Regions from separate parts of the Homo sapiens genome. Here region 1 is linked to region 2. A link is a contact called in ENCODE POLR2A ChIA-PET data. All regions are on one chromosome and are shown on one strand. Each heading gives the region's core, a stretch centred on a gene start or an enhancer-like site at or near the end of the contact. The rest is flanking DNA. Distances are from core to core; before and after follow the strand shown. Region 1 overlaps KCNK13 (potassium two pore domain channel subfamily K member 13). Region 2 has its middle 8.1 kb from the start of TRA-AGC15-1.

Region 1 (4,043 bases), core at 1,465-3,964, 1.1 Mb before region 2:
CTCACATCCAGGTCATGCTGATGCAAGAGGTGGGTTCCCATGGTCTTGGGCAGCTCTGCCCCTGTGGCTTTGCAGGACACAGCCTCCCTCCCGGCTGCTTTCATGGCTGGTATTGTCTGGCTTTTCCAGGCACATGGTGCAAGCGGTCGGTGGATTGACCATTCTGGGGTCTGGAGGATAGTGGCTTTCTTCTTACAGCTCTGCTATGTGGTGCCCCAGTAGGGGCCCCCAGTAGGGACTCTTTGTTGGGGCTACAACCCCACACTTCCACACTGCCCTAGCAGAGGTTCTCCATGAGAGCCCCGCCCCTTCAAGCAAACTTCCACCTGGACATCCAGGCATTTCCACCATCCTCGGAAATCTAGGCAGAAGTTCCCAAACCTCAATTCTTGACTTCTGTGCACCTGCAGGCTCAACACCACACGGAAGCTACCAAGGCTTGGGGCTTGCACCCTCTGAAGCCACAGCCTGAGCTGTACCTTGGCCCCTTTTAGTCATGGCTGGATTGTCTGGGACACAGGACACCAAATCCCTAGACTGCACACAGCACGGGGACCCTGGGCCTGGCCCACAAAGCCATTATTTTCCTAGGCCTCCGGGCCTGTGATGGGAGGGGCTACTGTGAAAACCTCTGACATGCCCTGGAGATATTTTCCCCATTGTCTTCGGGATTAACATTTGGCTCCTCGTTACTTATGCAAATTTCTGCAGCCAGCTTGAATTTCTCCTCGGAAGATGGGATTTTCTTTTCTATCATATTGTCAGGCTGCAAATTTTCCAAACTTTATGCTCTATTTCCCTTATAAAACTGAATGCCTTTAACAGCACCTTCAATAGCACCTCTTGAATGCCTTGCTGCTTAGAGATTTCTTTTGCCAAACACCCTACATCATCTCTCTCAAGTTCAAAGTTTCACAAATCTCTAGGGCAGGGGCAAAATGCCTTGAGTCTCTTTGCTGAACATAACCAGAGTCATCTTTGCTCCAGTTCCCAACAAGTTCTTCATCTTTGTCTGAGACCACCTCAGCCTGAACCTTATCGTTCATATCACTATCAGCATTTTTGTCCAAGCTATTCAACAAGTCTCTAGGAAGTTCCAAACTTTCCCACATTTTCCTGTCTTTTTCTGAGCCCTCCAAACTGTTCCAGTCTCTGCCTGTTACCCAGTTCCAAGGTTGTTTCCACATTTTCAAGTATCTTTTCAGCAATGCCCCACTCTACTGGTATCAATTTACTCTATTAGTCTGTTTTCATGCTGCTGATAAAGACATATCCGAGACTGGGAAGAAAAAAAGGTTTAATGGACTTACGTTCCACATGGCTGGGGGGCCTTACAATCATGGCAGAAGACAAGGAGGAGAAGTCAAGTCTTACATGGATGGTGGCAAGCAAAGAGAGCTCATGCAGGGAAACTCCTGTTTCTGAAACCATCAGATCTCATGAGACTCATTCTCTATCATGAGAATAGCACAGGAAAGACTCAACCCCATAATTCAATAACCTCCCATCAGGTTCCTCCCATGACACGTGGGAATTGTGGGAGTTACAATTCAAGATGAGATTTGGGTGGGGTAAGAGCCAAACCATATCACTCCCCAAAGGGATCATCTGTAGCTCATCTTCAGTGAATGGCTGGCACAGAGGAATGTGGGCCTGACATTGCCAGATTTTCCATTTTCCCAAGAGAAATCAGAAATCTATATTTCGACTGGGAAATCTGATGTTAAAAAGTTGACAGTGAATTCAGGTTTTCTCAAGCACTCTGAGGTCCACAGCAGTGAGGTGGAGCTGGCTGGGAAAGGCGCCTGAGAGCTGACTGTGCACATCTCTTCTCTATTCTGCCTTCTGCCTTCGGGAACTTCACTTTTATGGCTTGAAACCAGCCATTGTGGGAATATTTACACCACAGAAATAGGCAAATGCTATGAATCAGAGCTTTCTTTCTTTCTTTCTTTCTTTTTAAGCTTGTTGTTAAACATTTACCAACTCATCAACATCTGTGGACCTAATAAAGCATGTTGCCTTTGGTCCAAGGCCAGTGGCAATTTCTAATTTAAACTTAAGCAAGAAGCCAGCCTGGGCAACATGGTGAAACCCTGTCTCTACTACAAATACAAAAATTAGCCAGGCATGGTGGCACACACCTGTAATCCCAGTTACCCGGGAGGCTGAGGTGTAAGAACCGCTTAAACCCAGGAGGTGGAGGTTGCAGTGAGCTGAGATCACACCACTGCACTCCAGCCTGGGTGATAGAGCGAGACTCTGTCTCAAAAATTAAAAAATAAAAATAAATAAATAAATAAACTTAAGCAAGAAGTAGCATTGAATCACCAAGAAGCAATATTATATATTCCAAAATCAGCATTTACAGCCAAGTATACATGGCATGCTGAAACCACAGGGTAGGTGGTGGGCTAAGCACCAGAAGGACATCATCACTAGCTGAGAAGGCAGAGACAAGGGAGCAGGGCGGGAACTCTGAACAAAGTCCCCTACACTGTACAAAGGGTACTCTATAAATAGGACATTTCCAAATGCTTGCTTCTTCCCCCACTGCTCTAAGGGACTGTGGTAAATTATGCTGCCAATGATGACCCTCAGCACCTGGCAACATCCTGAAATGGCTTCTGAATCATCACAAAGAGCTGAGATTATGCTGCGCAGTGATTGAGCAACGAGAGTGTTGCAAGTCCGTTTTCAAACAACTACAAGTGGATGAATGCTCTATCATGAGAAGCGGGGATGGAGGCAGTGGCAGGTTCCCTTTTTCTCTTCATTCAAAACTAGCCTAACCTTGGTCTGGTTCTCAATTCCTGTTTTCTGCTACCCGGAGCCTTTGGCAGTCTGGGGAAGTGTATTGGTCCCTTCTTAGAATAATTTATTTTTAATGAATGAAATAAAATGTATAAAATTACAAAAGCAGCTGTATTAAAACACAGTTACTAAACAATGAAATAAATGTGCGACACATTAAATGTGCTTTGTTATTAAACCACGAAATAATGGCCTGGGCAAGTGGCTCTTGCCTGTAATCCCAGCACTTTGAAAGGCTGAGGCAGGCAGATTGCTTCAGCCCAGGAGTTTGAGACCAGCCTGGGCAACATAGTGAGGCCCCATCTCAATAAAAAAAAAAAATATATATATATATATATATATATATGTATATATATATGTATATATATATAAAATGAAATAATAAAATTAAGGCTAATAACCACCATGATTTTAAGGTAGTGGTGAGGGTGAAGGATAAGGGATCTGCCCTGACTATCAGGTGGAGGGAATGGATCTGTGATTTCACTGGTGCCAAAGCTACAGGCCCTGCTCATCCTATGTCAGGGTTGTTACCTACATTCATCATTCATCATTGGAAGATATGCTCAAGGTTAGTCCCTCAGGGGTTAGTTGGATGCCAGTAAATATAAAGATGGAATTATTTTACCATCTACATTTATAGATGCTCTGAATTCTATTCATGGGCCCGGCTTAAGAACTCCTGCAGTCAGGTTGGGCCAATAGTAAGAACTCAATAAATTCTGACTGAACCAAACTGAGGTTTACATTTGATATGGGATGAGTGCTGGGTGTGGTTCTAAGGAGATAAGCAGGGAAGAAAGACACCATTCAAACCAAGCATGGGACCCCCAGACGTCTTCCTTAGTATACAACCTGGCAGCCCTGTTTCTTCAAAGCAATAGCCTGCAAAATATATTCATCAGTAACATCAAATAAAACACAAAAACATCCACTGATGACAAAAAGAAATACTGAACCGGGGCCATAGGTTTTATTTCAGTTTTCACTAGAATTTTGACTATCTTGGAGGCTACCCACCACTTCTCCCAGTTTAAATCATGGCTGAACAAAGTTTGAAACAAAGTTTTACCACCTACTAGCTGTGTGGCTTTGGGCAAGCTATGTAACCTCTGTGCTTCAGTTTTCTCACCTATAGAATGGGGGAAAATAATAGTCCTACCCCATAGGATGAAAGTTTATCTATGTAGAGCTCTTTGTATAGTACCACAGGAGAGGAAAAATATAGT
Region 2 (4,165 bases), core at 939-3,438:
TATCCCCTTCTCTCTCTGGATATCAAGCCTTCTTTCCAGAGAGTTTCATTGCTAGGAGATTCGGAGTCAACTGCACACAATGTACTTACCTAGTGTCAAAAAGCTCTTCAGTTTCTTTCTGTAGATTGAAACCCTATAATTTTTACGCTTCAGCAAAGTACATTGCACTGTCTACGTTTATTTATATTCCCTTCACATCTTCCGTAGCAAGAGATAGCTGAGAACATTACATTCTCCTCCCACTTAAGTTGCTGTGATTTCACAGGTGTTTTTATTTTTATTTTTGTTTTTGTTTTTATCTTGGGGTGAATGTAGTCTCTCCTGAAGCTTTGAAGTAAGACTTCCAGACATAAGAGAGCAGACAGGAAAGAATAAATAATTTTCTCCATTTTTGGAGGAAAATAGAAGGGAGGAGGAAGATGCCATATTATCAAAACTATGTGACTGCCATATTTAATTTTTTTAAACTGAGAATTACTCAGTGGTCCTTCTTCTGGCATTAGGATATTTGTTCTCTGCCTACTCCTTTACTTCTTACTCCAGTGGAGATATTCAGAAAGGATTCAGGAGGCTTCAGTTTTATGGCCATTCTTGTATCAATGCAAGGTACCAGGTTTTTTGTTGTTGTTGCTGTTTTTGTTTTTTAACTTGGATGAACCACTAAAAGAAGCTACACCTTGAAGTAAAGGGAAGCTACCCTTAAAAGAATGTGGTAGAGACTGCTACAGCTCATCAGCACTCATGCCCTGTGCTTCTTCCAGACAGCTGAACTATATTTTCCATTGTCCTTGGAGTTAAGTGTGGCCATGTAACTGAATTCTGGCCAATGGTATGTGAGCCAAAACGACGACTGCCACTTTCAGGTGTGTCCTATATAAACCTTCCACAAGCAGTCTTTGCTCCCTTTCCCCATCTGCCTGCTGAATAGAGAAGACTCTGAGATGCTAGAGGTGGATGGAGCCACAAGATGGAAGGGACCTGGGTCCCTTATGACTGTATGAAGTAGAGGATCCCCTACCCAATCCACGTTAGAGCTACATGTTAGTGAGAAATAAACTTCTTTTTTTTTTTTTTTGAGACAGGGTCTTGCTCTGTCACCCAGTCTGGAGTGCAGTGGCGCAATCTCAGCTCGCTGCAACCTCCACTTCCCAGGTTCGAGCAACTTTCATGCCTCAACTTCTGGAGTAGCTGGGACCACAGGCGGGTGCCACCTTGCCCAGCTAATTTTTGTGTTTTTAGTAGAGATGGGGTTTTGCCATAATGGCCAGGCTGGTCTTGAACTCCTGGCCTCAAGAGATCTGCCCGCCTGGGCCTCCCAAAGTGCTGCAATTACAGGCATGAGTCACCACACCTGGCCCAGAAATAAACTTCTTATATTAAGTAACCGAGATACAAGGAGTTGTTTGTTATAGAAAGGCCTGCCTAGGATGGACAAATACACAAGTACCTCTACCCTAATTACCCAGTCAGAGAGATTGGAGGGAGAATGATAGCAGAAAGATTCTAGTGGATGAACCCATTTTGCTACCTACCTGGAAAGGGAGTGATTTAGTAGGGAAAAATCCCAACCGCAATTGCCTGCAGCCACTTCCTTAACCACTTCCTTAAAGGAGTGGCATGGTTTTCTTCTGGAACAGAAGGGCTCTCATTCAGTAAAATTCTTGGTGAGCCATTTGGCTCTGAAAAGACAATCCTCAACACATAACCCCAAAGCCATAGCATCAGGAGAACAAAAATTCCTCTTCATAATAAAAATGAAATTGGAGGATTTCAGGGACAGCTCTCAGGAAGAGTGGGTTGGGGGAGAGATGTGCAGTGAGTGAGACAAGAGACCTACCAAGAAAGGAGAGGGACTCCTGGGAGTGGGAACCAGAGAGCTTTCAGGACGGGGTTCTAATATTCCATTTTTAAGATACCTGCTATGTCTGCTACAGTGTAAACCCCTCTGCTGCTCCCCAAATGATTAGCAAATTAGCTGCTCATTTGACCTCAAGTTTGTGTGTCCTTGGGAAGGCATAGAAGCAGGCTCCAGCCAAGTGAGCCCAAAGTGAGTCGCAAGTGTTGAAGAAAAGTAGTTGAGACATGGACTCAGTTTGGGGGTGGACACAAGACAAACTCTTTCCCACAAATATGAAAGAGGATGATATGGTTTGGCTGTGTCTCTACCCATAATTCCCATGTGTTATAGGAGGGACCCAGTGGGAGAGAACTGAATCATGAGGGTGGTTTCCCCCATACTGTTCTCATGGTAGTGAATAAGTCTCATGAGATCTGATGGTTTTATAAGGGGTTTCCCCTTTTGCTTGGCTCTCATTCTTTCTTTGTCTGCCACCATGTAAGACGTGCCTTTTGCCTTCTGCCATGATTGTGAGGCCTCCTCTTTTCCTTTATTGATTACCCAGTCTCTGGTATGTCTTTATCAGCAGCATGAAAAGACTAATACAGAAGGACTCTCAGGAGGGTTGAAGGTTCTGACCTTGAGGCTCCATGAAGGAGGTAAAGGAGGTCAGATACTGAAGGATCAAGGAACTTCCCGTCTAGTTAGGAAACCTCTTCTTCCCACAAAACTACCTAAGTGACTAAGTAGGCATGTTTGCCAGCACAGCAGATGGGGTTATATGAAGGGAGAGCCACTGAAATCACCATGGCAAATGGAATGGACTCCCGGAAGCAGCGGTCGCTGTTGACCAGCAGTCAGGAAGCTCCACAAAGTTGGGAGCCAAGTGTGTGTCCCTGCATGAAAGAGTGTGCCTGGGCCAATGCTGGGTTGTCCTTGAGAACAACGACTGGCTCCTAGGATGGGACAGAGGAGCGACTGCTGCTTTGCTTGAGTCTGCTGTCCTGTGAGGAGGAGGCAGAGGGGACCATCTTGGCTGAAATTAAATCAGGCCTTTCAACTCTGGCCCACCATGCAGTCCAGATGTGAACTGGGCCAAGGTGCTAACATGGTTAGGACGCCAAGCCACCCGCTTGCCTCGCCCTGACTCATCGGCTGCAGTGCCCTCCAGATGACCCCTCGGCATTCTCCCCAGATGTCTGCAGCCCTCTGTCTTGGCACTCTGCCAGCCCAGGAGGAAAATTCCTATGATCATTAGTTGAAGGAGATCACAACTCATGGAGGAAAAGAACCACTGAATTCAGTATTTTTCCTGGCCCTATTTGGGACATCCTAGGTGCCCGTGATTTTCTGGACGAGCTGTCAGCTCATGAATGTCCACAGAGTCCCCAGCACAGACTGCAGACCTTGGTGTGTGCTTCACAAATTATATCTTCTCTTTTTTTCCCTCTTCCTGCTGTTGCTATGACCATCCCTGTTGCTATCATTATTGATACACCCAACTCTTCCTAGGACCAGGCCTGCCTCTTACCGCCATGGAGGCTTGGATATCTTGATTATTTCTATTACCCTCCTGCCAGATGTCAGTAGACCTTAACTCTGAAGAAAGCCAGATGCCCTCCAGATGGCCATCATGCCCTTGAGATGCCTAATGCAATAACAAGTCCTGGACAGTCTGGGAAACAGAGCTCTCTGAAGGAGACAGTCTATGCTATGCATAATTAGAGATACCTACAGGGTTCTGCTTCAACACAGAGCAGCCCTTCTTGTTAAGAATACATTTTGTTTGTCAGAATCTCATCACTATTTCTCCACCACTTCTCCCTCTTTTTTCTCATATGTGTGTTCTCCCTGAGGGAGGCAACAGAGGACACAGGCCTAGAGCAATGGTACCTGCTGCTTTTTAATAGTGATGTTAAGGAGCAGGAACTTTAGCTGCACTGGCTGCCCTGGCAAATCTTCAGGTTGGCCTTGGTGGAGTCTCATAGCTCATGGTCTTATCCTCAGGGTTGCATTTTCAGAGAATCCAAGACACTGAAACTCTTTGAGCCTCACTTTTCTAATCTGTAAGTGGGGATACCAATTTCTATCTGGTCAGGTTGCCATAAAGGTAAGTTGAGATAGTATATGCCACGTGCTTAGCGTGGTGCCTGGGACTACCTGTGATACATAAATGCTTAGTTGTAGTATAAATCATAATGATGGAAGTGATAGTTAATCCAGAGTGCATTCGACTCAAGAGGAACTGATTCTACCTATCCCACAAGATGACCAGTTGACAAATCGGAGTGACAATGGTAAGAAATGTGTCTGCCTACATATAGCCTG

The links. ChIA-PET counts read pairs that join two places held with the same protein, here RNA polymerase II (POLR2A).
Region 1: POLR2A ChIA-PET joins it to region 2 with 10 read pairs in A673. The contact joins two enhancer-like sites. POLR2A ChIA-PET finds 5 or more read pairs at or near these places in 2 of 52 experiments (A673 and HEK293).

What each region holds. Positions count from the first base shown.
Region 1 is chr14:90,086,247-90,090,289 of GRCh38, reverse strand. The region is part of intron 1 of KCNK13 (potassium two pore domain channel subfamily K member 13); the gene reads right to left. Among named protein-coding and RNA genes, the nearest start is that of KCNK13, 26 kb to the right of the region's middle. RefSeq lists an enhancer at 368-868. Within about 2 kb of position 2,714, at least 2 of the 41 ENCODE cell types and tissues checked have a DNase peak (open chromatin) inside an H3K27ac peak, as active enhancers do.
Region 2 is chr14:88,985,119-88,989,283 of GRCh38, reverse strand. No RefSeq gene overlaps it. Among named protein-coding and RNA genes, the nearest start is that of TRA-AGC15-1, 8.1 kb to the right of the region's middle. Within about 2 kb of position 2,188, at least 3 of the 41 ENCODE cell types and tissues checked have a DNase peak (open chromatin) inside an H3K27ac peak, as active enhancers do.